4 separate regions of the Mus musculus genome follow, and regions 2, 3 and 4 are each linked to region 1. A link is a loop called in an ENCODE intact Hi-C map of the cell type or tissue named here. Cell type or tissue: left cerebral cortex. All regions are shown on one strand.

Region 1 (8,000 bases):
TCTCCAGGAAACATGAAGGATGTTGAGTTGCAAGAAAAAGAATGAGTACCTTGGATAGGGCTTAAAACTGGGTTTTCTGTTTGCTATATGTCTTTGAGCCTCAGGTTTCCTGTTTGTAGAAGTACTGTTGCATCCATCTCAGGGGGCTGTAGACTACTGTGTAATACACATGAGCCACAGTTCTCATACGACACCATTCCTGTCAAAACGGATGCCATGCACAGACTCGGAGCCTGACCTTCTCTCATACTAGGAATGAGCACAGCCTCTAAAACACCTGGCCTCTGAGGAACTGGACACATGACAGAAAACACACAGCAAGGAGAAGGCAAGTGTTGATGGTTTGCTTAACTGACAGCCAGGTTAATGGCTCTGAGATCTTCCTAGGTCCATATGCTGGGCATTTCATAACTGTTTATACTCAGACAAGAGTCCAGCACAGCCTGGCTTTCCGATATTCAAGGCTGCGTGGAGTTTAAGATGACAGAGACTGGGTAGGTAGATCACGGAGCATAGATATTTCTCACCGAACATTTAAAGGAAATACGAACTTGACCAGCCTGACCGCCTATACAAACTCTATATTAAAAAAATCATGAACCTGAGGTATTGTGAATTCCTATAGCATTTAAAATGTGCTTTTTTACCTGGACCACAGCTGAACAGTGTAGGTGTTAGCATCTGTCCTGACTGGTTGGTCTCTAAGCCAAGGTCTGCAACAACCAGTCAGCCACTGAGTTCTATTTCTCTCTCTCTCTCTCTCTCTCTCTCTCTCTCTCTCTCTCTCTCTCTGTATATATATATATTTAACACTGTATTTATTTATTTATTTGGTTGGTTGGTAAAATATATTTTTCTCTTTCTTATTAGATATTTTCTTTATTTACATTTCAAATGCTATCCCGAAAGTTCCCTATACCCTCCCCACCCTGCTCCACTACCCACCCACTCCCACTTCTTGGCCCTGGCATTCCCCTGTACTGGGGCATATAAAGTTTGCAAGACCAAGGGGCCTCTCTTCCCAGTGATGGCTGACTAGGCGTCCACCTTGGACCAGACTTGGGTCCTCGAGGCCCATAAAACATGTAGACGATCTTCCAGGCCCACACTTCTGAGGTTCCAGGAGCAGGTGATCATTAATGCAAATTTATGGCACATTACAGAATCCAAAAGAAATGTAGCGTGGTTGAATTAAAACCATTAGCTCTTCACACTTGCTTTAATTATCCAAAAGATAAAGGAACGAAAACCAGGAAAGTTACGGATTTGGCAATACTGGTTTTTAGATAAGGTGTTGACTTCCACAATTCTTGACAAAAATCAAACATGCAAGAAAAAACTACTGAAGACAGGAGATTTATTTTGGCAAAAACGCACATTTCCGCTATTTAAAAACTTATATAAGCTTCAAAAGCAAACAGCTCTCAAAGCAGGTCTGAGTTCTCCTGTCAGTGCCAGTGTGTGGGTGGCAGAGCCCGCGCAAAGCCTGCTGTGTGTGCTGGGTGTTGCCCCCATGTGCAGTGGCATGGCAGGATAGTCTCTTTCCTAAGGGGAAAAATTCAAATGAAGAAAGCAAATAGCTAGAAGCACTATCGGTTCCTGTTTAAATCTGAAGTGAGAACAGCTAAACATAGTCTTATGAAAGAGGTATTTTTAGGAATGAATGGGCTAGTCAAACCATGAGCAGCAGGTTTCAAGCAGGCTGTTGCTCCATATTAGTAAAGAAATTCAGTTGTCTGCCAGAGTTCTTTGCTTGCCAAGAAAATACCTTCTCTGTAGTTGTTTTAAATTGCTCTTTATTCACCAAAGCTAAAAAATATTTCCTTCCCAACGTGCCCAGTGCTTTCGGCGTAGATATTAAGTGGCTGTTAGGACCTTTGAAATCTTTCTTATGTAGTTTTCTGTTTTTTCTTTCTTTTTTTTTTAAGGGCAGAAATATTTTGAAACTTCACTTAAAAATGTTATTAAAACAAACGGTCTAATAAAAACTGTAAAAAGAGATGCTTTATTTTTGTGTGTTAGCAGTCAGATCACTTCATTTCTATTTTGCTTTATTAAATAAAAAGTGCTATCTCCTCTGGCATTTATTTTTCTGACCCCAAGATTAAGAGAACTTGGTCGTAGGAAAAGAGCATTTCTTGCCACAGTGCTTAGCTTCCACTTTAATGATAAGAAAACTGTTTTCTGAGATCTGTTGTAGGCTGAAAATACTTCAGAAAATCTGTGTACAATTTTAATATCAGTAAAATAAGAAAACCCTCAGATAACTGCATTTGGGATTAATTTTTAATAACCGTATGCCTATTAAGTTGCTCTCTGAATCTTGTTGGTGGGCAGAAACATTTTTACAGTAAATAAATCAGAAAATAAAAGCTTTTCGATGCCTCCCTTATTGTTGGAGCTTATCAGTGCAGCAATGACACACACTACCAATTGTCTTTGAGTGTGTGCCTTTGAACCATGCCTCCAAGGCCAGTGGCCGAGATGACCAGGTTTAATTTCCTACTTAACAACATCTGCCGTTCTTATAGCTGATTTCTCCTTGTCTCTGCAGTAGTGAATTGTCTCAGCAAACAGTCTTTGTGATTGATTGCCACCAGCCTGATGATCCCTGGAGTGGTCCCACTGGATCCACCGAGTGACATGCACATGGCGATCACTACCATTCACTCACTCACTCACTCACTCAACAAATTACTGGAAATTTCCCAAAATACCTATCACAGTCTAGAGTTTGTTCTGGGTTCTAAGGATCACAACAGAGACCATTTCAACCATGGTTCTGACAACATATCTATAGGGACACAGCTAGCTACCGTACACACTTTTAAAAGTATCTCTTTGGTGTCTTAAGTCCCAGGGAATGTTTAGGAAGATCTTCATATCTGTTTCTCCCTTAACATTTGACCCAGCCTGGCTTCATCGTCTTCATCGGAACCACAGAGATAACAATGTCACTCTTATTGTGCTATTGTGAGGACTCAATGGGCTTTGCTGTTATACGGTATGCCATGAAGATTACTCCTAAAGGGAGGCCATACTTACTGCCGATCATTCACTGTCTACTCTGCACTTACATGCTGCTCTCTGTGGTGAGCATTTGAAGACATGGTGGCTGGTTATCTGTAATTCTGTTACCATTTCTTAGAGACGTGGATGATCACTAGGCCTAAAGCAATAGGTGTTAGCTCATGGATTCGGCTTCTGACTCTGACAAGTCCCCTACAGTTCTGTGCGGATTCCCCACTAAGTGCACAAAATGAAAAGAAATAGCTTGTGGAACAATGACAATGATCCAGGAATTGTTTGAGAAATGAAGGGGTGATAGAAAGACTCTTCCTGCCCTACAGGCTTTCTAGAATCACAGATGGGCCCATGCAGGGCCAGTGAGAGAGAGAGAGAGAGAGAGAGAGAGAGAGAGAGAGAGAATCTACCATCTTAGTGATAGCCGTGGTGGGTCGACTCCTCAACTCCTCACATAGTTTCAGTGTACTGTTTGGCCTCCGTTTCTTTGTGTGAAGTTCAGGAAGGCATTGGAGAGCCTCCTAAGTTGGCATGAGGGATGTATAAGTAAGGAATGTCAGCACTAGATGTTCTTTCTAGATGTGCTAAATCAAGGGAGTGAGTGTTTTCAGTCTTTTTAGTGGGCAATTCTTCCCAGTAGTTCTATGAGAAGACACAAAACAATTTTCCCACCGAAGAGATAGAAGCTCAGAGTCTTCTAGTTCCTTACCCCCGCCAAATCCAAACTCAGACTCTTTGGAAGCCTCCACTGGCTTTCTTCCTACATCTTCCTGTGACAGTGACTTGGATGCCATTCATTCCACACTAAGGAATATGCGCCACCATATTACCGTGATAGGATGTTGTCTTGTCTCTAAAGCCATCACTAGCACGGCTGGTTTTCAGGTAAATTTGGCTGAAGAGCCTCTCTTCTCTGGCCATGAGTCACCTTTTTATTTACATCCTTATCCCCAGTTGGATCAGCATCTTCTTATCTCTCCTTCTCACCATAAGCCACATGGGACCTACTTGTCAGAAGCCGGGGTAGCTTGTCCTTTTAACTGTATCGCTGAGGGGGGAGAGGCTCACAACTGCAAATGTGTTCCTCACACTGCCCCATTTGAACCTGAGCCTTTGCACAGCCGCACAGTCTGTTGCTGGCAATTTTGGTGAAGTGGAGTTTGTAATTAAATTCCTCCTTGGCTTCTGTAGTTTCTTTCCTATTCAAGCTACGTGCTTCAAGTGCCTATTATGCTTCACAGAGCAACTGTAAAATGGGAATTAAGACATTTAGGGCTGAATGGCAATACTGAAAGAAATACCAACACGTATTCCCAGGCTGTTTCTACATGAAACAGTCTTTGATAAGCAGCCCTTTCCAAGGTTCCGTGTATATTGGAAAACAAACACCCACAGAGCCAGCTTATACCTGTTGTAATTATCCCCCCATCTGCTTTCTCTGAGATCATAAAAATAAGATTATTCCACTAAAGGCATATAATACTTAGAAACAATTAGGAAAAGTTAATGAAAAGAATAATGAAAAGGCTGTTGAGTAACAGTATATTAAGTGCGACCTGTGTTTGGGGTGAAGATCACTCCATAAGAATAATTTAGACTGATGTTGGCATGAATCTTCATTCTCCTGTAGTCTCATCTAGCTGCCAAGATGCTTTCCCTCTGTAGGATTGTAAAAGGAAGCACATTTTGTTTCCCACCAGATTCAACCGTGCCTCACATTACCATATTTAGACTTTCACGTTCCAGTAATACAGCGGGGAAACACTCTTAGAGACATGTCTCGTTTTCTGCAAATTATGTAAGTGTCTCCTTCGCCGGCGTTCGTAGCTGCCTGCCCACCCCTCCCAAACTTGCTAACTGCATTTTGAAATACTCCCCTTTAAACTTTAAACTTTTCTGTCTAGACATTTTCATTTAAAACCCCAGAGAATGTCTGTGTGTTGGAGAAGGTATTCTGCAAACCCCACCTGAATTCTAGATGGCTTCCTGCCAGCAAGTTTCCCAAGAGTAGAGAATATTCTTCAGTGTCCGTGTACACGCAGAGAGCATATAAAAGCTTCCTTTTCTTTCAGGTTGTTTCCCTCCCTCTGGGGTGTTCTCAACTCTTGGGAAACAAGTGGTCTACATGGTTCAGACACCAAGGATGAAGCATGCTTTTCTGGCCTCGTTCTAGTGCGTCTGTCATTATAACGAAGGACAAACAAAGTCTCATGAAAAGGCAGTCCTCTCTCTCAGGAAAGCCTGTTTTTCGAATGAGGCCCTCAGTATGAAAAAAAAATTCTTGTAAGGTTTCTTCATGCTATGGCATAACTACTGCAAAATAATAAAACTGTTTCAACGCATGAGAAATACACTAGGAACACTTCAATATCACAAAGTTGTGGCAAAACAGTGTCACAGAAACTTCATTAGTTTTCAAAACCAGCATCATCTAGCAGAGGATGGAACTGCTAGACACCCAGAGGTTTGAATCATGAGTGCAGCCGCTGCCTAGAGGAACGGAAGCAGCCCTGTTAGGACCCTGTCCCCTTTTGCTTTCTATTAACCTTGGCCCATGGAACACTTGAGATTACGGTCATATAATCACTTAGTATTTTTTCCCATCGGCTCTATGCCGCCCGCGGTACATCCCTAGGTCTTTCTCTTTCAGCCATGCTTTAATGGTGTGTCTTGGGTTCTTATCATTGGCTGTTGAGAGTTTGGGAGTCAAATGATGTATGCCAAGTCTAGTTAGAGCCATTACTTGCTGGTAGCATCCCACAGGGGTCTGTCACCCACTACCTTGGTGACTGACCATGCTCAAGGCTGGCAGTATTTTCACCATCTTGGGTTCTGGAATTACATGGGTAAATGTAGATGACAGGGGATGGGTATGCAGCCTGAGTGAATATAAACATTTGTCTGAAAAGCTACCACAGTCTCAGGGTTGCATTGCTACTGCTGCAGGACCTAGCCCTTCTAGAACGAAGAAAACTTTAAGCCAAAGAAGACCACATTACAGGTGCGGACAAAACTTTTGCTACCACAGTGATGACTTTGTTGAGTTAACTTAGGTTCCCCAGGGGATCAAACCATAACTTTGTATAATTTATTTCAAATCCTGGTCCTGGAATATATGTCCTAAAGAGGAGATCATGACCTGAGCTTTAGAGTCACCCAAAGATCCACTTGATCTAAAGCAGGTAAAAGTGTGTTTTGGCCAATTCCTTTATTGCATTATTTTTCTTTCTTGTGAGGGATTAATGCATACTAAATTTTGTTTTGTTTTGTTTCAGACATGTTTTTACATCATAGTACAAGCTGGTTTTGAATTTGTAGCAATCTGCCTGTCTCAGCTTCCAGAATGTTTGTGTTTTAGGCATAACTCACTATCTGGTCCTAAGATTTTTTTCTTGTTGTTTCAAAACCATAGATTACAGATATAGATATAGATATAGATATAGATATAGATATAGACATAGACATAGACATAGACATAGACATAGATACACACACACACATATATATATATATGTATGTACATATATATATATATATATATATATATACACACACATACACACACACACACACACACATATCACATGTGCATATGTGTGCATTACATGCAAACTTTACTGGTATATGTCTGTGTGCTCACACAGAGGCCAGAGGAGGAGGTAGAAAATCCTGCCTCATCCCTCAGTGCTTTATTAGCCTGAGAAAATCTCTTTCCCTGAAGCCAAAACCAGGGTGCCTGGCAGTAAGCCCATGCTGGCCGTCCTCCTGTCTCTGCACTCCACAGTGATGGGGTTGCAGGCTAGCCACCATGACTGACTTACATGCAGGGGCTATGCATCCTAACTCAGGTCCTCAAGAATTACTTTTACCCAAAGCGCCATAACCCCAGTCCCACAAAACTGACTTCCTTTTACAAGACCAAGGTTCATGCACTAACTTTCTGTTTGGAGAAGCTTGCTTAGCGTGGCAGCAGTTCATGTAACTGACCATGCGGATGTAAACACCCACAAGATAACACAGTGAGCAATGTTTCGTGAGGCACAAAGCATCGCTCTCCTTTCACGATTACCATCTGTAGAGGAGACATGTAGATAATTCCACAGCTTCTGGATGACGGACTTTGGATTCAGGGAAGTATTTGTGACATGATTAGAACTATTCATGTGTGGTGAATCCATGTTCCTGGATTCCCCATCTGTGTCATCTTCTGTCTTCTTGGAAGCTGGAGAAAAGCCAGCATCATGAGCTCTCAAGCAAATCTGTGGGTGTTGGAGTCAGGGAAGTTGTAATGATGTAGGCTCACTGTAGCTTTTTAGTGCTCTCTGCAAGATGGAAAGTACCACCATCACTAACTTAGTCCTTGTTCACTTGTAGAATAGAGGCAATATCCATAAAAAGGGGCTAAATTCCAAAAGTTTCCTGGTGTAGGTGAGACACAGTTGTACAGTGTGATGATATGTGTGTGCATGTCTGTCTTTCTACACTAGAATGTGACCTCAGTAACTGGAAAAAGATGCTTACAAAGGAGCCCCAAAGACTTCATCTTGTCCCATATTTTCCATATTCACTTCAGAATCTGACTCTCACTAAGTACAAATTACTTATGTATATGAACTTGCTCTAAGCTAAATCAATTTAAGTAAATATTTGATGAGTTTGCTTTAATGTGTGCTCCCTTGTTTCTTTCATAATGATTGTGAGCATCTAATGATGGTGAGCATCTAATGATGGTGAGCATCTAATGATGGTGAGCATCTAATGATGGTGAGCATCTAATGATGGTGAGCATCTAATGATGGTGAGCATCTAATGATGGTGAGCATCTAATGATGGTGAGCATCTAATGATGGTGAGCATCTAATGATGGTGAGCATCTCTTGGCTGTTTCAGCAGAACTGCAGGAAAGAGTTGGTGTTCAGTCTGAGTGGTGGTGGTGGCTAGTGAGCCAGATATCTAGGGAGACAGGATCTCTCACT
Region 2 (8,000 bases), 130 kb before region 1:
TATTATTTTTTTGATTAAAAAGAAAAGACAGCAAATGATCACATTTTATGTTTGTACCTAATGTTCTAATTATGCCTTGTTGCCTGTGATCTCATGTTCCAGGCAATAATGTAAAAAGAGTGCCATATGTCCTTGAGAAAACACACAATTGGACCTTGAGCTAATACCAATTAACTTCAACAGTCGAGAGAAAAGGGACATCATTTAGTCCCCAGAAATTCACACAAAATCAAAGGGCCGCTTTGCCTAGTAGCCTCTTAATTACGACATCATTTGCTTTTGACGAGTGAAAATTATGAACCACTTCAAGGAGTGATTTTCTTATTGAATTGTCAAATTTTAAAGAAGAGCTCCTATGCGCCAAAGGTTCTAGAAGATTCACAATTTAAGACTTGTCTAGACTCCTTTTAAATCCTTACTGTGACACACACTGGTGTCTGGCTGGACCTCTTCTCTCCTCTCATTTTCTCTGAGCATTGTTATGGGTATCCTGGCCATAGACAGGGGCGAGTCCCTCTTCTTCTGCCTGACACTTACACTCGAGGCCCCATGGCTCTTGCTTTTCCTGCACATTCATGCTCCATGGTTGGTTTTTTTCTCTCCCAGGTGCACTCCCTTCTGATCTGTGTCTCATCCCTGCTCTGAGTGGCCTTTTTTTCTCTTCCTCTTTGCTCTGGACAACAGGTCTGTTCTTTGCTAGCTCTGGCCTTGCTCATTTTGTTGACATGATTTTGGCTGAGTAGACACAGACATCTCCAAGGAGCTGCCATGATCTGTGAATGGTGACAAGAGCGGATTGTAAATTAGGTTATTAGAGATGCGGTCTTCATCATGTCGGACAGTGTGATCTCAGGTGCAGTCTCACACAAAGAGAATGAATTCAATATTTTATCAGTTTTCTGAGGCACATGAATCAGGTTAGTATTTAAACCTGAGCTCTGCTCCCTCTGACATGGCTGTAATCATGGAATGGCAATCTGGGGAGGTTCTCCGTGGTTCAAAGAATGGGTTTCTCCATGTCCTACTGCAGTCAACGGGGTCATAGCTGTGGAGTGGCACTTTGAATAAGATCAATCTAGGGATTAATTAGGAAACTAATGATTTTGTCAATGTAGAAAAAGCTTGAAAGTTTTGAGCATCTAGTTTTGCTGAAAAATTTTCTTTGCCTACTAGTTCTTCCCCCGTGCAGCTCCTTCAGAGAGACTTTGGAGACATTCAGGAGATTGAAACAGAGGCCCAATTTCTACTTCTGCATGTGACAGACATAAAAATGATTCTGCTAAGCACACAACCTCCAGAAGTTACTTTTAAAATATTGAAATTTCATCTTCAGGAAATGAAACCCAGGATATCACATGCGTGTCTGCTAATTAAAAAGGAAGGGAGGTTGCGGGGAGATGGCTCAGCTGGCAAGCGCTTGCCTCCAAAGCAAGGCGGCCTGGGTTTGCCTCCCAGAATCCAAATGAGAATCCTAGCAGGTACAGTGGCACCCTTAACACGTCAGTGCCAGGGAGGTGGAGACAGGCAGACCCAGGTGTGTGCTGCTCAGTACATCTGTCTTAGGTGTCGAGTTCTAAGCCAGTTGGGACACTCCATGTCACAAGAGGAGCTTGACATTCTTGGGGTAACATCTTTAGTTACCCTCTATCCTCCACATGCACCAGCTCCATGTGCACCCACATACACATAAATGCACACACATGGTCGCCCTCTAGTCTCCATACATACACCTACACACACACACACACACATCCAGGAGTGGGAACCACAGCACTCCTGATATATAAGCTTTAGCTCACATATGAGGCTCTACAAAGCTGGGGAGAGGGGGATGAATTCACACAGACACACACAGACACACAGACACACACACACACAGACACACACACACACACAGACACACACACACACACACACACACACACACACACACACACACACACACACACCTGTGTAGAATATACAGTGCCCTGAGTGTTTCAAGTTCCTGAGCATGCATTAACAGACAAGTCATAGACCTGCCTTCAATCCACTGACTGCTCCATGGAGCACAAAGATCACCAGCAAATGGCCTCTGTGTTTAAGGCATGGGCCCTGTGAGGAGAAGACCTGACATATATTATAAAGGAAGAAGTGGGAGGGGTGGCAGGCAGTTGAACTGGATCTTGAGGGACCAGCCAGCGCCTGCTGGCAGAAGATCTGAAAAGATTTGTCTATGACGCGACCCTTGAGCTGAGAGAGTTCATAGATGTGAAGTGTCTCCTATATGCAAGAAAAACCATGGAGGTATGCATGCTTCTCTGTGACTTTGGCAAAGTTGCTTAATCTCACTCGGAACTGGTTTCCAAATGGAAGAGATTTCCTCCCTTCTGGAAACACGCCTCACTCAGGCATTTAAGAGTTTAGCAAGTGACTGTATTGTTAGGGTTCTTGAGATGGGAAGTTCTTAACAAGGAGACACATCACCTCAGGGACAGATGGCATAGGGTGACTCAACTGCACTCTTTCTTGGAAATCAAGCTTTTACCCCTGTGAGGTAAATTACCTGTTCCTGGGAGCCATCTGGTATCTTAAAGATCCAATTTACCCCATGGGGCACCAGCCAGGGTGCATCGTCTACGCCTCGTATGATTAGATCCACGAGACACCAGAGCACTTAACTTTCACCTTTACGTTATGAGCAGGCAAAGGGGCTAAAGATAGACTCCATGGGAACATTTTGTCTTCTACCAGGTACAGAGATGTAGGCAACCCATCTACAGCTCCAGCGTGAGAAAAACAACCCTGGAAACTGCATAAAGAACCATTCTAAGCGGGGAGTGTTCAGGCGTTCAAGATAGCGATGCTCACTAGAAGTATAAAGCGAACTACAGATGTCACACACATATGTGATTTATAAATTTCCAGCTCATGTAATGACAAAGTAAATTGAAGCTAATTTTAAGAACCTGTCTGGAGACAGGCATGTTGGTGTGTGCTTTTAACCCTGGCACTTGGAAAGGAGAGGCAGTGGGCTCTCTCTGAGTTTGAGGCTAGGTTGTTCTCATAGGGCCAGCAAGGGCTACATAGTGACACCCCGTCTGAAGAAAGATAGATGATAGATAATATACTTGATTTAAGCCAACATACCTGAGATGTCATGGGCTTTATCATAGAGCAATGGGACATGCTATGCTCTTTTTGGTACTAAGTCTTTGCAATCTGGCTTACATGATAAACTTACAGTCAATCTCAATTTAGTCTAAGACATCTCCACAAGAGGTTGGTGGCTGCCATATTGGATGGCCACAGCTCCCTGGGTCAGCTGTCCAGAGCGCGTTAGCAAATCACAGAATTAGAACCGGGCTGCAGTCGGTGCCGCATGCGATCCAGCCTCCTCCTTCCAGGATGGATGCTTTCCATTTACATAAATGGGAACATGTTGGATTCAGACTTGTGACATCTGTCACTATTTTGCCTACAGACAGGGTTTTTTTTTTTTTTTGGCTTACATTTATTTGTTTCTTATTGAAGTACAACCATCATCTAGTAAAGGTTCAATCATAGTTTGATGAACTTCCAGCAAGATGTTCCTGTGACGAGCCACCAAGCATATAAAAGTGTTCTTTAAAATAGATTTTTTAAGATGTATTTTATTTTTAATTCCCTGCCTCTGCCTGCCTCTCTCTCTCTCTCTCTCTCTCTCTCTCTCTCTCTCTCTCTCTGTGTGTGTGTGTGTGTGTGTGTGTGAGTGTGTGTATGTGTGTGTGTTTAGAGGTACCTGAAGAGGTTAGGAGGGGACAGCAGAAGCTCTAGAGCTGGAGTTAAAGGTGGCTGTGAGCTTCCTGACATCAACGGCAGGACTGTAAAAGCAACAAAGATTCGTAATTGCTAAGCCATCTCTCCAGACCCTGGGAGTTCTTATATAGGGAAATCTGGGGAAATCTGTTTAAGTTTTTGTTGTTGTTGTTGTTGTTCAATATTCTTTTTGCCTTACAGTTCCATGGAGGAGCAGGGTGTTATCAAGTCACTGTAGTTGGGGATCATAAGTACATTTTGGACCAAGTTTATTTACAAATTTAAAGTAAAACAAAACAAAACAAAACAACTGATTATAAGAGTTGTGCAAATCAGCTTGACAGCTCACCCTTTCCTCTCAAGACAAGAGAACTTCTCTTGCAGGCTGTTTAAAAATAAATAAATAAATAAATAAATAAAACAAACCCCACACTGGCAGTGGCCACCAGATGGCAGTGTTGTTCAACCTTTACCCCCCCCCCCCCCCCCACCTTGTCCCAGGGAATAAAACTGTAGATTGTTCAGCTGCGTATTAAACTGACAACCCTGTTATTTTAAACTTGAAACTGACAGGCTGTTATTTTAATGAGGTCTGCCAGAGCCAAGGTTAACCAAAGCTTTATTTCCTTACAAAATGTTAAGGCCACAGTTCTAAAAGGGGGCTGTGAAATTTTATGATATTGATACTTGCTCTGACTGAACAAGTTCTAAGATATTTTTGAGGAGGAAAGCTTCATGACGAATATAGACATGTGTTTATATGGAGAGCCGAATCCGGCATTACAGCCAGCTCACATTTCTCCCAACAGGTCTTTTTACTTTAAGTTATATTCTTGCAGAGAAGAGAAAAACAATTTTTTTTTTTTTTACAGCTATCCATTTTGGTCTATTTTGAAGCCCAAGTGTATATTTTTAGCACTTTGACTTTCTAACTTAATGAGTCAAAGGGAAATTTGCGGCTTATTTCAATTTCATTAATATTCCAAATGAAATCAAGGGTGGTATTTGATTATTTCTGTGAAAGAGGCTTAGAGCCAGAGTGGCAAAAGAAAGCTTGAAGGTTCTCGTATAATGGGCGCTTCTACAGTGGGTGATTGTTAATGGCACTATAATTTATTTCCTTTCCCTTGAAATGGCTTTTTAGGTTGATCAAGAAAGTATTTAAAATCAGTTGCTAACTGGGATACTATTAAAAACATTAGAAATCGCCTTTTCCCAAGTGATTTCGCTAACATTTTTAACACCATGTCTTTAAACCTGCTTCAAAAATAATTTTTAAATATTTTACCAATCTTCTTGTGTGGAATGATGAACGCATGTCCCACACACGCTATGTCCACTCCACATTTACAAAATTTCCTTGGAATGCATATGGCTGTCACAGATCCTTCCTGTTGACCTGCCGACTAGGTAATGCTACAAGCTCCTGCAGATGTTTGACTTCTAAATCGAGCCTCAGATAAATGAGTTTCATGTGTTGCCAATGTCAGTTGAATTCAACAAACACTTCCTGCAAATGTCCTAGGTAGGAGAAGCTGTGACTGGTATTTATAAAAACCTGGTTGTTCTTGGGGCCAACGGTATAATTTGCAGGACCAAAGGCAACAGTAAATGTGTGTGTTTGTTATTCAACACTGTTTAGAGTTTCAACATGCTGGAGCTGGCAAGATGGCCCAGCAGACACTGGCATTTGCTGCCGGATGACGTAGCCTGGGTTTGATCCCTGGAGCCACATAAAGTCGGAAGGCAAGAATTGACTCAACAGAGTTGTCGTCTGATCTCCACATGAATGTCTTAGCCTTTGCAGCAGTACATTCCTCATCAAACACCCATACCATCAAACACACACACACACACACACACACACACACACACACACACACACACACACACACCAGGCCTGAAAGCTCTCAAGGTGAAGCCTGTGTCCCTGTCCAGAGCTGTGTGCCCTTAGAGGCTGGCCGAGTTCAACTTCAGCACATTATGATCTTGCTGGGTCTCTCTGAGGTTCACAAGCAGGATCTGACATGGATGCTGCTGTCATGGAGATAACAGCACTGATGGTCAAATCCTGTCAGATCCCAGCAGGAATACATGTGACTGGCGATGTGCACAGATCTATGGTGACACTGGTTTAGTGTCACGTCAGTCAGCGTGCACTTGCTGTACGGCAGGCATCTTGTTGAGCTCTTCTTCGCTCATCTCTTCCCCAGAGGAACCATGAGGAATGTCATCAGCCAGCCTTGGCCCAGTGGTACACACATCGGAGTTTGGGTATCAGCAGGCATGGGTCTTAGGTGGACCCCAGCAGCAGGGCAGGGGCTACAGAGTACTGCTGCATTCCAGAGCCCTGGGGTCTTAAAAAGGACTGGAAACCACACTGCAGGTGAGGCGGGGGAGAGCCAGTGTTCCAGAAACCTATACACCCTCCCCCAAGTGATTAATCCAAGATCATTCTCTGTATTTTCCCCCACACGTAGTCTAGTAGTTCTCCAAACTAGTTAATTTGGACTTTTTATAATACCACGTGGATAGTTACTCATCACCTCTAACCTTATTCTTTGTTAGAAGGCTCCATACAAATGAAAGACCATGTGGCTTGAAGGCTAACAGACTATTCTTCCCTGGAGGTCCAAAAACAGGACGAACAAGTGCTATTTGCCCAGTTGCTCTTCTTGTTTGCACATCAATGGGTTATGATTGTACTTCAGTTCATCTGTTTTTCTCTATCATCTATCTATCTATCCGTCTATGTATCATCTATCTCCTTTCATCTTATCTCTTGTGTTCCTTCCATTTTCTATCCTTCTTAATTTTGATTTATTTGCTAATTTGAGATGGTCTCATACAGCCCAGGCTGGCCTCGAACTCACAGTAAGTACAGCTGAGACTGCCTTGAACTCTCGAGACTTCACCTTTCGGCTACCGAGCGCGTCATGCTTTGCTCAAGGTTGCTGTTTCTTCTTCTTTTTAAACTATTGTTATTAGCTCTTAAACATCAGCAACAATGATAATTTCTGTTTTCTCATTCTGCACTGAGAACATTGTAAATGCCTGCCAGGCCCTTGCTGTAGCATCCCAAGATGGAAGTTCTAAAAGCCCCTTCTTGCTTTAAGATGGAAAATGTGTTCCCCTTCTGGATTTTTAATTCATAAAGCAGCACAGACCAACTCCTCCCTGGGGCTTCCATGACAAAAGGCAAAAGCCCTCCCTTTGGGTTGGAGGGGGAGGCTGGAAACTCAGCTCCACATATTTAATGGACTGCATCTAACGGAATCGCATTAGAGTCCTCTCCTGGAGACGATTTCTCTTATGAAATGGAAAGTAGTAAAGAAAACAAAAGTTTCACCACCTTGCCGCAGGAACCTGCAGGGACCGACGGAGCTCTGCGTTTCCCTACAACACTGTACTTGGGAATAAGGTTGAGGAGCCAGGCAAAAAAATCTGATCCGGCCAAATCCTAAGCACTTGGAGAAATCACCTTTTCATTGCAGATAAGTGTAAAAACAGTATTTTAAGCACCCTGGAATCCTACAGATAAAGTGCCAGTGGCTTGCTGCTAATAGATTTGGTCGCTAAGCAATGGTGCTTTGAGAATAACCATCACTCCTCCACTACAAAACCTCAGCACAAGGGGCACGGAGTGTAAATAATTAGAGTCATGGTTGCGTCTTCTTAGCCTCGATCTTGAGTTGTTTATCTGGTCCTTTTGGAAGAGTCCTGAGTTACTCCTGATAGTCAGGGGAGTACAGGACAGGAACGAGTAAGCTTAGTGAGTGAGAGTGGAGTGCAAACCTTGTGGGCAGGGACAGGCTCTAACCATGAGAGCCTAGAGAGTCCCCAATCTGATGACTGTATCTTGGAAGAAAAGGAAAGCTAACTTTTAAAGAGAGTTTTCATTTTCTTACCTTTTTTAAAAATTATTTTCTATATGGCAAACTGTCATTATCTTTAGTCTAAATCATTGTCATTGAAACAGAGCTACCTGTATTTGTAGCTTGAAGGGAAAACTCTCCATTTGTCATGGAAAGGCTTGGGAAGGCTTGGTTTCTGATTTTTCATGCATTAAAAAGCCGTGGAAATTCCAAAGTGGTCTTTAGTTTTTAAAAACAAACACTTATTTTTTTTTTTTTTGATCAAATGGCTAGGACATGTTAGGCAAGAGCCTGTAATCTTAGTCCTTGAGGACTGAGTATTTGTGGCTAGCCTGGGTTATATAGGAA
Region 3 (8,000 bases), 78 kb before region 1:
TTTAAACTGGAATTACAATATTCACCACACTCCCAGCTTAAGGGTACAGGTCCTTTGAAGGACTGGTATTGTCAGGAAATAGCTTTCTGAGAGCCACATTACATAATGTTTTAGTTAGTGTAACAGCCAAGGTAACATAGAATTTCTGTCCTCAGACCAACACCGGCCACTTTCAGATAAAACAATAGCCAGTACTCCCTCCCACAATGTTCAAACAAACCAACCAAATGAAAACAATGCACCTAGTACGTTCAAAATAGGAACAACAATGAAACATATTGCGGGAAAACGGTTTATTCCATAAACTAATTTAAGCCCCTAAATTCTATGTTCCTGCTAATGGAAAAATTAGCTCCTTGGGCCTGAGAGTCCATGTTTGTTTTAATTATTATTTTATTAATAATTCTCCAGCACAAGAAGAAAAGGCCAAGATAGCCCATTGAGATGAGCTAGTTTTTCAGGCAGACAATAGTCTGAATATTGAAATAGAACTTAAATCAGTCACCAAATGAGGTAGTGTTCTACAAAGATTGGACTGAAAACCTTGCCATAGGGAAAGACTACCCAAACAGGTTTGAATCGTAAATACCAAATGGGGAGGAAACAGGGCAACAAGTGGTCAACTCATCCCAGATAAAGGGGCACGGGAATGGGGGATGGCATTTCTCAGGAACGTTCCAGACAAATGGGGTGAACAAAAGAATGAGCCCAGCGCTTACACTGTGCTGCATGGTCCTCCACACAGTCCTCTGGGAAGCAAGAGGAAGACAGATTCAAAAGAAAAACAGAAAGAGATTATTTTATACATCATAGCACAGCATAGGCACAAAGCGTAGATGCATCAGTTGGCTGACATTCCATCTACCCCGCCCACATTCTTAGTGACTCAGAGACATACAGTGACATCCAGAAGGTGAGATACTTACTGGAGTTGATTTGGATTAAACCATCACAAGGTGGTGAGTTAACTTCCAGGTCTTTTTTTTAAGGTTGACTTTTATATAAACCACATTCCTCTAAGGGCTGTAATTTAGAGTTCAGATTTGCCCTAATGAAAAAGCTGCTGTAAGTAATGGACAGTCCCTGCCTCAGTGTGTTCGGGAGCAAGAGCATTGTGCTCTGATTTCCTGAGCCCTTCTTCTAATTGCCTTTCAGCAGGATAATGTCCAACACCTCTGCGTGCTCAGACCTGGGAACTCCGGTGACATTGTGATGATTTAGTTTTGTACCTGATATTTCCATCGAGTGGGAGCTGTCTAGACTCCTAGCCTGACATCAAAGCATTTAAGACAATCCGCAGAGGATAAATTTAGGAAAAGGAGAAGAGAACGAATCGCTTTAAGAGTGCCAATAATGACCCCCGGCCCACTTAACTTGAAACCTTTAGCAGCCTGTGGGGACAGGGGAGCTGCTGGGTTGAGCTATGGCCCTGAGACCAGTCTGTCAGCGGGATCAGCTGAGGGCCTTGGCAGCAGCTGCAATGACATGCGGCTGTTGGCAGTGAGGACTCTGATATTTCCCCCAAAGTCAGCTCTCTATCAGTGGCTGGATTTACACAAATACAATCATTTGGTTTTGGAAAACAAAGCATGACTCAAGGGTAGCATGCTTGAAGGCTGCTGGTTACTGTCAAGAGCATTTTAGGCCCACACAACTTTCGAAGAACAAATAGAACCGTTTCTGAAAGATATGGGAATTTATAAGTCCTTAACGAGGGGACCGAGCTTTTTTTTTTTTTTTTTTTTTTAAGATACCATATTCTTTCCAATTCTCCTCTGCGAATTTTAGCATCAACTTGGGGCTTGGGACTTTAAGTTCTAAAACAAACCCCTTAATTACCAGCGCACATAAAAACACAGTTTTATAATAACCGACATAAGAACATTTACCAACAGATTCCAGAGTCAATACCACAGGCACTAATTTAAAAGGTGCCCAGAAGCCATCCCTCCCTCCCAAGAGCCAGCATCAGAATGAAGTTATTTTCATTCTGGTGAGCAGGGCGAGGTAAGTGGTGGGTTCTATTGATGTTGGCTGTTAAAACATTTTCCTCTGCTGAAACAGAAATATTTCCCAATTATCCTCTTTTTTCTGGGACACACACTTCTTATGAATATTCAGGAACCATCTTTGCAGGGCCAAGCTAAGACAGGAGTAGTTATCTCAAGATTTGTTTATAAATAGCGGAGATGGGCTATCACAGAGAACAGACCCATCTGGATAACTCACAGGGTTGCCCCTGGAACAGGCCCATAAAAGACCACCCCTGATGGCTGAGCCTCTGTGTAAAAGGCAGGCACAGCTTAAAGGGAAAAGGCCTTGGGGAGGCCAGAGGCTGCAGAGCAAGCTGTGTAGGGAGCTTCGGGCTCAGCGTCTACGTCTTTGGAATAACTTCGGTGGAACATCTTTTGATGTGGGAATGTTTGATTTTAGGAGTGAAGGAGAGAAACCAACTGGAAGGAGGCTGGCTCTGATTTACAAATGGCTGGTTCTCAAATTTGAAAAGAAATCAGAATTTTATAACAGATAGTGTGAATTGAGACTGCAGTTCTCATGGGCACAGCCTGAAGTCATACCTAGTAGGGAGTCGGTAGCTTTGCTGGTGGAAAGCATTGTGCAGTCAGGTCAGCTCCTGGGTTGGTACCAGGGCTCTGGGGCTGGCAATAGTACTGTGTGAAGCAGTGGGATTTTGTTTCCCATTTTATTTTCCACATTTAAGGGTATGTGTCCATTTCTCCTAGGGGATGCTTCTCTGTTACAAAGGAAAACTATTAGGTGACTATCATAGATATCAATATGGTATCCAAATGTAATGCAGTTTTATCAAGTATCTAAGATGCTCTTGTTCTTTAAAAGGCTCTATTCGTTTATACCTTAGTGAGAAAGAGGTTTACTCTTGTGAAAGTTTTGAGCTGTGTAACACAATACTGTGCTTTGTGGGAACAATTTTGTACATGAGAGATTCATCTCACATCGTATCCCAGAAACCTTGAAGGGCCTAGCCTCCTTGAACGGTGGCTTTCACACTACTAAAGTGAAATTAAATCTATGCTTCCCAAATGTTTCTGCATAGAGAATGCAGAGTACTTTGTGAAGTTAGAAGATTAACAGGGCACTCTGAAGAAAACTAACATTCTTGAGAAAGGTTCACCGAATTGTTTGGCAGAGTAAAATTGTTTCCTTAAAAGAAAATTAGTAACTAATTTATTTATTTTTCTTGGAAACGTGATAGAGGGCAGCAGTGAGTAAGGAAAGACAGGTCAAAGCAAGTCACAAATATGGCTTCTTTTCTAAAACCTGGGCTGAAGAGGGGTTTCATTTGCTAATAAAGGGCAATAAATTCAAGGCATAATTTAGCAGCTAATGAGAAGTCCCCTTTCACTTTGACACTTAATGGTCAGACCTTTATGCTGTTAAATACATTTGATGTTTTTCTTTTATAGAGAGAAAAGCTGAGATGTACTTACAGGAAGGCCAAACACAACCAATTTAATCTTCTGAGTTCTACACAACAGAAGGGGTATTAACTAAAACTATAAAGCCATTCCTAACAGTGACTAATAAAAGGACTTCACCAACCACAGCCCTCGAGATTGAGTTTATATGACACAATCAGATGTGGTTCAAATGCTGTATGGCCTGAAAGGTTTTATCTGTTAATTTTACATCAGGATAATTGGCAAAGCAACACTCTCAGCACTAACAACAACGAGGGTATATAAATTGTTTATAGCATTATGAAGTGAAGGTATTGAGTTGGAAATGATCAGGCTATATTTCTTTGAAATTAGGAGCTCTTGATTTTTATGTCATTTAAAAAAAACTTTAAAATTATATTTATTATGCATATAGTAGCCATCACCAGATAAATTTTTCTGACATAAAAATCACCCAGTCCCTGACACATTTAAATAGCCCCAAGTTCCCAACTTTTAGTAGACATCTAGGAAACAACACAAAACATCAATATTAATTTGGGACTTCCTAAAAGAGACTTTCCAAATAGAAAACTTAGCCTCTGAGAAATGGTAAGAAAATGACAGGATGTCATAATCACACAAGCAACCGTTTAAAGAAAAGGATGAAGCAGGCGAATCAGAAATGTGCTTCTGTTAATCAGGCATGGGGGGCGGGCAGCAATCGGGCTTTCAAAGTCATATTTTGAAGAAATATGAAGTTGGAATTTTAGGCAATGCACTAGTAGATTAATAGTTTTAAGAGTTCTTATATACCAAATCCACGATCTAAAAGAAAAAAAAAAGAATCTTTTACTGCTCACACCATTCTAACAGAAACCAGGAGCAGACACTGGACAATAGCCTTTTCAGCCTTTAGGAAGCCCGTAGCCCGGCCCTTACAGAGCAAAAGACCTGGGTGGCAGAGAGGGCCTCCTTGGTCCTCACAGGCAGCAATTGGAGCACTCACCAGCCGGTCCAAGCTCGTGCCCGCTGCAGTTGTGGGTCTTTCCTCAGGGTTGTAGGGCCGAAAACGGGTGTTAAAATTTTCTGGAGCTGAGCGAGCAGATCTGAGAGCGGGAGCAGGTTTGGGCTGGCCACAGCCCTGAAAGACCTGGGAAGATCAGAGCAAGGGTCAAAATCAAGCCTAGATTAAACCCACAATCAAAAAGAGAATAATACAGCACTCTTCGCATTTTGTTTGAAATTCTTACTTCCAAAATCTCTGCCTCCTACTTTTTTGAATGTAAAGCTATCAACACCAATAGGAAGTCATTGTCACACGAATATAAGGAGTGGCTATGTGCATGCCCTACTCACAGTTTACCACGGTCATCATTACCCACAGATTTTATATTTGCAAATCTGTCTTCTTACTGAAAACTTATTGATACACCCCAAATCAATATTCATAATACAATGTGGCAAAACTCAAACACACAAACAAACACACAAATAAACAAACAAGCTAAGAGCTCCATGTGCATGTTGGCAGGAAACAGTGACCAAAGGCTCTCTGCACTCTAGCCTCTATGTTATAGCATAAAGAATAACCCTCCTTGTGGTCTACTTAACCCATGTTCTCAAACTGTGATTTCACTGTATAAATGGGTCCCTGGCATAGACAGGGCTTACGCACAGTTTATCACCACCAGGAAGGAAGTGATGTGTCTCCTAGGGATAACACACATTTAACACACACTTCATTCAACTCTGAGTTTGGTCTCTTGAGTTCAATGTTCATCAAGTACACAGATCTTAAATAAGATTTCTTGAATTGAGACAAATTAGAACATGCTTCCAGACCACATTCTATCCGGCAGCCTCTAACCCCATGTTTCCCTTAGGAGTTAGGATTCAGATATGCATGGCCATATCGAGAATAACTTATACCAATATCAGGAATTGGCTATTGAACATGGGAATTATAATAGATTCTTCATTCTATAATAGATTTCAGGATTAAGCCAGTTATGTCACAGACTCTTTCCTATACTTGAATTTGGGATTCAATAAACTACCATTTTGGATCCATATTATCTAACATGAAAACTGTATTTCATAAGCATACCAAGGTCAAATGGCTTGAAGGGCTCTCTCTTGAAAAGGAACCCCTTCACGGGAAGAACTTTCTGAAAATATTCTCCTGAGCAATGGTGCAGAAATAAGACAAGCAAATTTGGGTGAAATCCACACACTGGTATTTTCTTCTAATTTGGTTGTTGACAGCTGTTTGTGTCACCATTGTGGTTGCTGTGGGAAATCACACAGCTTATTGTAATGAATTTAGGGACTGAGCTGCCAATCTGTCTCCACAGTGATTCCACTCAGGTTGGTGTGGGAGCACTTCCTTCTCTGTTTCTAGATGTTTTCTCTTCTGTGCCAGTTATCATGAGATAATACCTTTCCTAGACTCTCAGGAAATTGTGCAGCTCTTCTTGGTTGTCAACTTGACTACGTTTGAAATTGAGTAAAACCCTCTAGGCTGAGTGTACCTGTGAGGGATCTTTGAGGGGGGGCAATTAAATAATTTGAATTAATAAGACTCACTTTTGACTGGGTCTTTGGAATAAGGAAGAGAATTCTAGGGCATGGTTTACTAATGGCTCTGCATGTGATACAGGCACTACTCAAAAACAGCCAGTCACAGCGTTACAACTCCTCTCTGGGGCAACCTTGAAAAACAAAAGTCAAGGAAAATCTTCACAGTGGACAGCAACTGGGGCAGAGTACATGACCATATGTTTTGTTTGGAAGGAGAGATGCCCAGATGGGCAATTGTTCACTTACTCTGGGCCAATGGATTGGCTGAATAGTAAAGGACTGGGAAAGGGCAAGATTGGAAAATTGGTGAGAAAGACATCTGGGAAAGAAGTATGTGTGGATGGATCTCTCCAAATGGGTAAAGGGTTTGGAGATTCTGGTGTCTCATGTAAATGTTCAAAAGGTGACTTCAATGGAGAAGCTCAACAACCAAGTAGATAAGATGATACATTTTGTGGACAGTCAGCCTCTTTCCCAACCAAATCTGTTGTTGCCCAAATGGGCACATAAACAAGGTAGTTGGGGTGGCCTGTGGGGGTGATGCCTTGGCTTGACAGCATGGGCTTCCTCTCACCGAGGCTAGCCTGGCTGCAGCTGCTGCTGAGCACCAGATATGCCAAGAGCAGAGACAAACACTGAGTCCCAGATATGGCACCATCCCATCAGGGTGACTAGCTAGTGACTTTGTGGACCACACTGGACCACTTCCTCTGTGGATAAGACAACGCTTGTCCCAGGTATGGATTTGCCTTTTCTGCACATAGTGCTTCTGCTAAAACTACCATCCAGGAGCTTACAGAATACCTTATTCACCATTAAATTGTTCTACACAGTGTTGCCTCTGACCAAGGAGCTCACTTTACAGTTAGCAAAGTGTGAAAGTGGGCCCACAATTTAAAAATCCAGTAGTCTTACCATGTTCTCAACAATTCTGATTCAGCTGGCCTGATAGAAAAATGGAATGGCCTTTTGAAGGCCCAGTTACAGCGCCAATGAGGTGGCAGCAATGTGGAGGCCTGGGGCAGGGTTCTCCAGAAGAGAGACTATGCTTTAGATCAGCATCCAATATGTGGTATAGTTTCCCCCATAGCCAGGATCCATGGGTTCAGGATTCAAGGAGTAGAAAAGAGAGTAGTTTCATTCGCTATCGCCCCTAGTGACCAACTGAATAGCTTTTGCTTCCTGTTCCTTGAGCCTTTTCCTGGCCTAGAAGTTTTGTTCAAGACTGTGTGTGTCAGGGTGGATGCTTCTGCCTAGAGACACACCAAAGTTCCACTGAACTAGAAGCTCAGACCTCTCCCGGCTGCTTTGGGATTCTGATGCCCTTAACTGACAGGCTAAGAAAGTAATAAGAGTGCTAAGAGGGGTGATTGATCCAAATTACAAAAGGGGGAATTGGATTGGCTCTCCACAATGGAGGTAGAATGATTATGTCTGGGTGCAGGAGGTCCTTTAGGGTGTCTCTTGGTACTACCGTGTCCTGTGATTAAAGACATTGGAAATCTACAACAACCTAATCCAGGCAGAGTAACAAACAGTACAGATCCCTCAGGAATGAAGGCATGGGTCACTTTTCTAGGCAAAGAGGCAAGCCCTGCTGAGGTGCATGCTGAGGGTGGAGGAAATACAGAATGGGTAGTAGAGGAAGGTAGTTATAAATACCAGCTAAGGCTGTGTGATCAGTTGCAGACAAAATCATTATAATCAATGTTGAGTGTTTCTGTTATATTTTGTTAAGAATGTGCTTGTATAGATATTTGTGTTTTCTCCATTCTGTTTGTTATATAATATAATATCAATTAAGAGAATACTATTCATTATCACATTTAAGTTTGAGGTACTGAAAGAATGACTTTTAAGGGATATTGCCACCTATTCTAAAATTTATGTGTTTGAGGTTATACAAGGGCAGTTATATCATGATCAGTGTAATTATGACCTCTTTAAAGATATGACTTATTTGTAATTGCATGTGGATTAGTTTTATCATGTTAGATGAAA
Region 4 (8,000 bases), 110 kb before region 1:
GAATTTATAATAAACTGCATGGTTCTGGGTGGTGAAGAAGAGGACTCAAAGCTAACCCTGGAGGTTTTCCTTGGGTGAGTTGGCCTCTAGGAAGCTTGCTCTTCTCACAGGTCTCAGTCAGACACCGTGAGGCTGTTCCACTCTCTTCACCACGTTGTCAGGCAGGCACACGTACTCGTTGGTCATACAGGCATCTGTTGGAATGCATTGATCCGTTGTCTGGACACTGTACAGTGCTCACTAGAGGTAATTAGGGGCTTGGTTTATCCCATGATGAATTTGGAGTTCCAACTGGGCATCAAGTAGCTGGGACTCTAGGTGTGAGACGCAAGGCTCTGACATGAGGACTGCGTAGTGACTGGTTTCAAGAAGAGAAATTTCTAACTGAGGTTTCAGGCTGTGCACACTAAGGAGCAGCTAAAGACGAGATTAGCACAAGCCAGATGCCAGATGGGTGGTCCAGAAACTGTGCCACAGGGACTGGCAGGAGGAGTATTTTTGATATACAAATGACATTCTAGACTGTGTGAAGGGATAGGTACTAAAACTGGGTTTGCAAGAATGAATGTCCAGATGTTAGGAAGAGAAGGTGGGAAAGGAAGTGCCAGTTAGAGAAAGACAGGAACCAGAGGAGATGGGCAGGGATACAGGTGTGGTTTTGAGATTCTCTCCACTCAAGGGAGCCAGAAGCCTACAGCCTAGGAGCATGTCAGCGATGTAAAAGCTGCACTGCGAGATCTCTATGTAAGAGTATTGTGGAGAGAGAGCAGCTGAAGGTCTTGGGAGCCCAGGATGTTCCCTGTGGTGCAGGTAAATACAGCCAAGTCCTAAGACACTTCTAAGTTAAAGAATCCCTCTCAAACAAACTGAGGTAGAAGTAAAAGCTCTATTACACTTCTAATTCTAGGCTGTTTGATGCCAGGGCTGCATTCTTGCTGGAACTTGGTAGTGCCTGGCATTGCATGAATGGCTGGACAGAACCAGGCTGCCTAGCAAGTAATGGAAGATGGATGAGATACGTCACCGTGGCTACCATAACCCTGGCCTCTCACAAATTGGATATCTTCTCTTTGGTGAACAACCGAACCCAACTAATGTGCCTCTGTAGGTTTTCTCCAAACCACCCTCTACTTGGTTGCTCTATGAGGAGGGAGTTTGATCAAACTTTACTAAAAAAAATCTCCACTTGAGCATATATAGTTTGGCTACATATTTATGCTTTGTTCTATGTGTTGTGCTACTTTTCAGTCACTTCTGAGTGCACAGACAGTAAGAGAAAGCAAAGAAAAACAAGAACAATCTGCCCCACTCATCTCCCCAAACCACTCTTAAACTTGCATTGAATTATGCTAGGTCTATTTGTGCCCATGGGAACCGATTAGCCATGATGTTTAGCCGGGTAGCTTCTGAAATGAAGGATGCTGGCCAAAACTCACCTGTCCAGCATGACAAGATCAACTTCACTGATTGCATGATATCTAAAGGTTATATTTGAAAAGAGTTTTAGGACAACTGTTCCATTTCTGCATACACATCTGGACGTGTTGGCCTTTAACCTCTTACTTTTTATCCATCTAATTTATACCATTAAAAGCAGCAGAACTCCCCAGAGGCAACCACCTGTGGGAAGAAGGGATGAAGACCACATACTGTGCTCAACACAGCTCAGAGAGCAAGGTTTGGGTTCTGTGCTAACCGTGTCTCTGAAATGTTCAAATCTGACACCATCTCCAAGTCATTCAGGCTCACATCCAACAAGCAGGATGAAGTAGAAGCAAATGAGCTTTTGAAAAGGAAAAGTAGGGAAGTTCGGCTTACTGTGTTTCTCTTGATTCAGTTCTGTTACGCTCAGGCCACAGATGAAGACGTGTGTGAGACCGAGAACCCAGGGACAGTGCTCACAGCCCTTTCCTCAATGTTTGGTTATGTTTACCCATTTTCTTACTCACTGTCAAACTGAGCTGGCTTCCTTTGTGTTTTCAGTTGTTTATTTTTAACCATCAGTTGGTTAGTCGAAGAATACCACGATGTATGTGAAGATGGCCGACAGTGGTTGGCTTTCTCCCGTCTGCCATATGGGTGCCAGGGATCTGACTCAGGCCGTGCAGATGACAACGCTTCACAACACTGAGCCACATGGGCAGCGCCCTTCTCTATCCCTCCCTAACACTCTTCATGCGCCCCTTCCTCTCTACCTGAGCTTCTCTCCTCCACCAGCGTTTGACATCTTCGTTGGGATTTTCCTTGTTAGGAAGGAGGACGTCAGAAAGCAGTAGAGAGATGATTAAGGACTAGCTGTTCTGTCCTGAGTTCAATTCCCAGCAACCGCGTGGTGGCTCGCAACCGTCTGTAATGGGAGCTGATGCCCTCTTCTGGTGTGTCTGAAGACAGCTGCTATAGTGTACTCATATACGCAAAATAAATAAATTAATTTTTTAAAAAAGGATTAGCAGCTCTGTTTGCTCCAACAGTTTTCACCTTGGCAAAAGCCTGTTGTGGGCTGAAGTGTGTTCTCTAGAGACATGTGGAAGCCCTCATTTCTAGGACTGCACTATGCATCTTTATCGGGAGACAAGGTCTTTTACAGATGTAATTATTCTAGAAGGGGTCCTACTCTAGTCAAGTGCGCTTTTATTTTTGGCAATTCTGTAATTTTTAAATTGCAGCACATGAGACATCTCTTTGTCTCTGTACTCAGATTTTTTTTTTAAAAACTATCTTTAATTTTTTTTAAAGTAAACCCCCTCAGGGTCTGCTCTTTGACAATTCCTCCTTCCATTCCTCCTCCCTCATCTCAGAGATGTCTACACCCCCGAACCCCACCCAGCCAGGCCTCCCCACTCCCTGAGGCCTCAAGTCTCTGGAGGGTTAGATGCATACCACTTGAGCACTGTTTTTAGAAGATACCAAGATAGCTGCAGATGTAGCTCAGTGCTAGAATGCTTCCCTAGCTTGGCCCGGGCCTTCGGTTCAATCTGAAGTACCACATTTAAAAACAAAAAGAGACATAGATCAGATACCCAGATGGGGACAGGGAGTAACCTATGACTGTGTGGACCAACCAATGCATGGCCATGGCTCGTCAAGAAAAGCCCAACGTTGCCAGCAAAGCTAGATGGGAGAAGGTATGAGACACAGAGAAAGATGAGTTCAGACGACACGCTCATTTCAAAATGCTAGCCTTCAGATCAGGGAGGCAGCCACTTGGTTTGCTCAGCTTTGTTAAAACATCCGTAGGAAACCCAAGAACTCCTTAGTAAAATATATGAAAATGACAAACAACCCTGTGTCCTAAGCAGGCAGGAGCCAACCGCCATATGTAAATGTTGCGAAGACCACTGGATAGCCAGCCGTCTGCAGCAACGCCTCATGGTCTCCAGAGACCCTGTCTGTCTAAGCTCCAGAAAACGTGGATGCAGATGTTTTTCATTAAGCACATAGATGGCACTATGTCCCTTCTTGTGAAGGACAGTCTCTTTACAATGGGCACTCTCTTTCACAGTGCAGAGCTGGGAGCCCCACAGAACAGTGGGCGAACAGGATGTTCTCTGCTATGCACCAGTAACATTTTGGTAAATTGAATCATATTTTACGTACTGAGAGGGAGCTTGCTATTTAAATTAAATTCTTTTGCAAAGCAAGTACTGCTTCCTTCCCGAACCTTCAAAATAGAATTTTTCTTAAAAAAAAAAAAAATCTCCGTTTTCTTACAGTAGAGAACACAGCCATACAACAAATACCATTAGGAAAAAATAATGTCAGTACACGGTGTTAGGTTAAGAAAGATGAAAAAGATTGGCCGGCAGGTTTTTTCTAGGATGTTACAAGTTGGTACATTTGGAATGATTTTACAAAGAGCTTTTCACTAGCAGATTCTAAATTTAGAAACTAGGTGAATTTTATTATCTCTTTCAAATGTCTGAGGTTCTATAAATATGTTTGCTTCCTATAAATGTAATAACTTTAGTACCAACTTAAGAATATTTAATTTTTGAATCCCAACCTGGTTTGACTGCTAGGATCTCATATTTTCCCCAAAAAAGGAAATTCCTTGGAATGTTCTGAGAGCTTGAGATAAAATAGGAATCGATTTTGTTTGAAAGTGAGGAACACAGGCAGGGAAATGTCTTAGCTCATGGATTGATTTCAGAATTTGTGGAAGAAGAACATAGACCATTGTGCTTCTATGATAGAGTCTTTGCGATGTGTACTTGTTTTGAAGGGTGGAGGGTAGTGGCTGGCCTTGAACTCACAGTTTTCCAGCTTGAATTGCTGGGTTGTTAGGATTGCTTGTGAGCGAATACCAGAGAGCTGTCTCGTCATCTTAATCCACGTGGAGACAGTCTTGCATATTGGTGATAAGGCGTGAGGACAAAGAAAAGGGTAAATGGCCGTTGGCTTTGTCAATGACCAAAGCTGAAAATAATACACGTGCTCTGTTGTACTTGGCTGCAGACGTCCTGGGAGGGAACTCGTCAGATGCACATACAACCTTGACTCACGGTAGCCAGCGGTGAAGTCCATGACGACAGTATCTGTGTTATGAAGCTTCGGGGTGCTTGATAGCATCAGTGAGCATAGCACATTGTAAATGACAAGATTCTGGGAAAAGGAACTACAGAAAGGTTTGCCTGACAGCCAGGCCTTGTCATGAAGAGCCTTGTTGCACTTTGGGCTTATCCAGGACTCTGCTCCCCTCTTAGGACAGACCTGCCCCTCAAAATTCACTCTCATCAAGACCGGAATCTTCACATTTCCTATTAAAATGTTTCTTTAAGTTTCTAAAGAGGAGAGCACATGGAGAGTCAGCTTAGTGGCTCTGTTTCAACGAGGGTCGTTGAAGGTGAGCCACAGACCCACACTCAATACAGCAAGAGAAACACCATCTTCATGAAATCTTTAAAATATTTCAAAATAAACGCAAACAATCTGTGCTGGAAAAAATCTACATTTTAAGTAATGATGGGATCAATAGTGTTGATTTTTAAACACAAAAACCCTCCTTTTTTGCCTCAGGGTCTGTTTTAGTCCTGGGTTCACAAGGGGTTGCTTCCAGAACACTATCAATAGACATCAGCCGTGTATTTAAAACTTCCTTAACTCTAGTCTGGAGATGAAAACTTCTCAGTGAAGAGAACTGAATGTTTTATTTACAAACGAGCTCCCAGAATTCAGTCGTTGACTTACTTCTCAGCAGCCATGTCTCTCACCTGGGTTGCGTCTCGGGCCCCTGGTACTCAGGAGACCCCTTCACAGGTCATCAAACCTCATCCTTACTTTTTATTTTCCTTATTTCACGCTCTTCAACTTTCATTTCCCTGTTTCCAGATTCGGTGGTGGAGGGTACTGACAGACGTAGCGATCAGCGAGAGCCCACGAGATGTGTCCCTTCACATCTCCCCGTGCGTGCATTAGCCCACTTAGTAAGCTAAACAACTTCGTGCTGGTTTGGAGCCAAAGGAGGGGTCAGCTCCATGAAGAGAGGCCATGTCCTCTGTGCAGAGGCTGGGGTCACAAGCTTTCATTAGAGACAGCTGTGAGGGAGACCACATAGCTGGTGTCGCTTATGAAATGCAGGCTTTCCTGGCAAATGGGAAGCCATTTATAGTTCATGGCTTCTCCTGGTGGGTTAAATACCGTAAATCCTTATGAGTAATGCCAGAGCCATAGAATCAATAAAATCCAAAATGACCTTCACTGGGCCTGCCCTCTAAGTAGACGATCCCTGAGTGACAGACACCTCTTTGCCACACGGGGGAAACGTAATCCGGAGGAAATGACAGTGATCCGCTCTGTGTTGCTCCATTCTTTTTCTTCCCCACTTTTAATCAGTTCTGGCAGGACAGGAGATTTTTCAGACGTGGTTTCAAGTTTAATTTCTAAAACCCGCAGACTTCAGAGTGACATTGGCCACCCAATGAATGTTACAATCCCTCAAATCGTCTCTGGGAGAATGGCAGGCAAAAATCAGCTGCACATGAAGACAGCTGCACCTCACAGTGCCGAGCCAGGAACTGATGGCGCGTCCAGAAGTGAGGCTCATTTTGCTAAGATGCAGGAGGCGGCTTCAAAAACAGCACCACGCTGGGGCTCAACTTACTTTGTTCACGTGCAAATGTGTTCTCATGGGTGCAGGTACGTGTGTGTATGTGCGTGAGTGTCTGTGTCTGTGATGTGTGTGTATGTGTGTGTGTGTCTGTGTTTGAGTGACTGTGTGTGTGTATCTGTGGGTATGTGTCTGTGTGTGAGTGTGTTTGTGTGAGTGTGTGTATGTGTGTGTCTGTGTGTGTGAGTGTGTGTGTCTGTATGTGTGTGAGTGTGTGTCTGTGAGTGTGTATGTGTGTGTGTGTGAGTGCACGAGCACGTTTTGAGACACAGTCTCTCACTGGCCTGAGATATGCCAGCTAACTTCTGCTACAGTGCCCTAGGAAGCCACCTGTCTCTACCTCCCCAGTGCTAGGATTACAAGTGTGTGTCACCATGACTAGCTTTTTAGGTCATCTCAGTAGTGAGCACAGATCTTCATGCGTGTTAAGCAAGTACTGTCTCACAGGAGACATCCTCCCAGTCCCACACTGGTGACTTAGGCTTATCAGATACGCAATCTTCCAAGGCACTGGGTGCATGCTCTCCAGTTGAGGTGGAAGCCAGTTTAGCTCCTTGTGGATTCCAAGGCAGGGGCTCTGTCATCCTGCTTTCCAGTCAAGTTGTGTTTGGCAAATCCTTGGCATCCCTTTTGATGTGTGGCTGTATCCTTACATCTCTGTTCCTATCCTCACCCACTGCTCTTTTGTATCTCCTCTGGGTGTCTAGGTCTGGATTTGCTTGTTCCTACTGGCAAACTAGTCATTGAGCTTAGAGTCTAGGCTGCTCCAGTGTGACCTCATCTTAGTACAGTTATGTTGCCCAAGAGGAGTTCAGCTAAGGTGTCAATCATAGGTCATGGGGTTTAAGACTTCGGAATATCTTTCTGGAATGGTAATGACAAACTTAAACCCTTAACAGTCTCATGTTAAATAACAAAAGTATGTACTCTTAGCTACTGGAATGAAATACATACAAGTTCTTGAGTGTGTTCTCTCATGCTTTAGATCAATCTATCTAAGGTTTAAGTGAGAAACATCACCTGAGGTATTCATTGAAAAACGAAGACTGATTCAGAACATCTGTAATGAGGCACTATAAAAAGTCATGGTTGGGTTGAACTGTTATTTGGCTGATACATAAAGACTCACATACTGAGATGTGTTCATAGATGTGGATATATATCATAGCATATATATGCCGTTGGTTATGTTTAAGATGAATGTAATTTTATGACCTTCAAAAAAAAAAAGACATGCAAACTGAGCGGGATGCAGGAGTCATCCATTGCATGGACTAAGCATGGGTAGCACACATGAGAAAGGAGAGTCAGAAGTTCAAGGTCATCTTCAACTACATAGGGAGTTCAAGGCCCAGGCTACATAGGATCCTGCCACACAACATGATGCAGCACAGCACAGCACAGCACAGCACAGCACAGCACAGCACAGCACAGCACAGCACAGCACAGCACAGCACATCACAGCACAGCACAGCACAGCATAGCACAGCACATCACAGCACAACACAACACAACACTATCAAACGAAGAATCCCAGGGAGCTACGCCTTCCAATACGCAGATGCAAATCACAGGTGTAGAACTATCTCACCTTAGCCCCGAAGCTTCCCTTTGGGTTTTTATTCTTAAATTTCTAATTCTTTGGTAGTGGAGAGATAGACCTAATTTGCTGGTATCCAAGAAGTTGGGCAGATAAAAAGCAGCCTACATGCTTCAGGTGGATTATCTTCAGCACGGAGTGAATACATCACAATTAGGCTTCTTCACACTACAGCTCATCTCTCTTTTCCCCCAGCTGCCAATGGCCAACTCTTCCCATTCCAGACACCCAAACACCTATGGGTAGATGTAGACACCGAGATCTAGAAGACTGACACTGTCTTTTATGTCTTTC

What was found. Peaks named below come from ENCODE experiments on the same cell type or tissue, not always from the same donor. Only the 100,000 strongest peaks of a DNase experiment are listed, where the experiment ranks them.
Region 2: it touches region 1 in a loop (2.1-fold over the local background); 2 of 42 quality-filtered maps call a loop at or near these places.
Region 3: a loop joins it to region 1, with 2.1 times the contacts of the local background. A loop is called at or near these places in 2 of 42 quality-filtered maps.
Region 4: a loop joins it to region 1, with 2.7 times the contacts of the local background. A loop is called at or near these places in 2 of 42 quality-filtered maps.

The regions. Positions count from the first base shown.
Region 1 is chr14:117,807,286-117,815,285 of GRCm38, reverse strand. All of the region lies in intron 4 of Gpc6 (glypican 6), which reads right to left. Among named protein-coding and RNA genes, the nearest start is that of Gm52111, 29 kb to the right of the region's middle. In left cerebral cortex, no CTCF peak of the experiment used is centred here; DNase peaks (open chromatin) are centred at 3,809, 4,197, 4,778, 7,350 and 1 more place; H3K27ac peaks cover 220 bases.
Region 2 is chr14:117,935,088-117,943,087 of GRCm38, reverse strand. All of the region lies in intron 6 of Gpc6 (glypican 6), which reads right to left. Among named protein-coding and RNA genes, the nearest start is that of Mir6239, 15 kb to the left of the region's middle. In left cerebral cortex, a CTCF peak has its summit at 4,200 (motif pointing right); DNase peaks (open chromatin) are centred at 3,408 and 4,320.
Region 3 is chr14:117,885,091-117,893,090 of GRCm38, reverse strand. It overlaps Gpc6 (glypican 6), which reads right to left. Exons shown (of 9, transcript NM_011821.3): 6 at 4,426-4,569. Gm52110 (a long non-coding RNA gene) reads left to right here. Exons shown (of 3, transcript XR_003951109.1): 3 at 1-96. Among named protein-coding and RNA genes, the nearest start is that of Gm52110, 21 kb to the left of the region's middle. In left cerebral cortex, a CTCF peak has its summit at 3,230; DNase peaks (open chromatin) are centred at 865, 1,418, 2,122 and 2,315; H3K27ac peaks cover 1,607 bases.
Region 4 is chr14:117,919,340-117,927,339 of GRCm38, reverse strand. All of the region lies in intron 6 of Gpc6 (glypican 6), which reads right to left. Among named protein-coding and RNA genes, the nearest start is that of Gm52110, 14 kb to the right of the region's middle. In left cerebral cortex, CTCF peaks have their summits at 3,441 and 5,736; DNase peaks (open chromatin) are centred at 415, 3,490, 4,235 and 5,988; H3K27ac peaks cover 317 bases.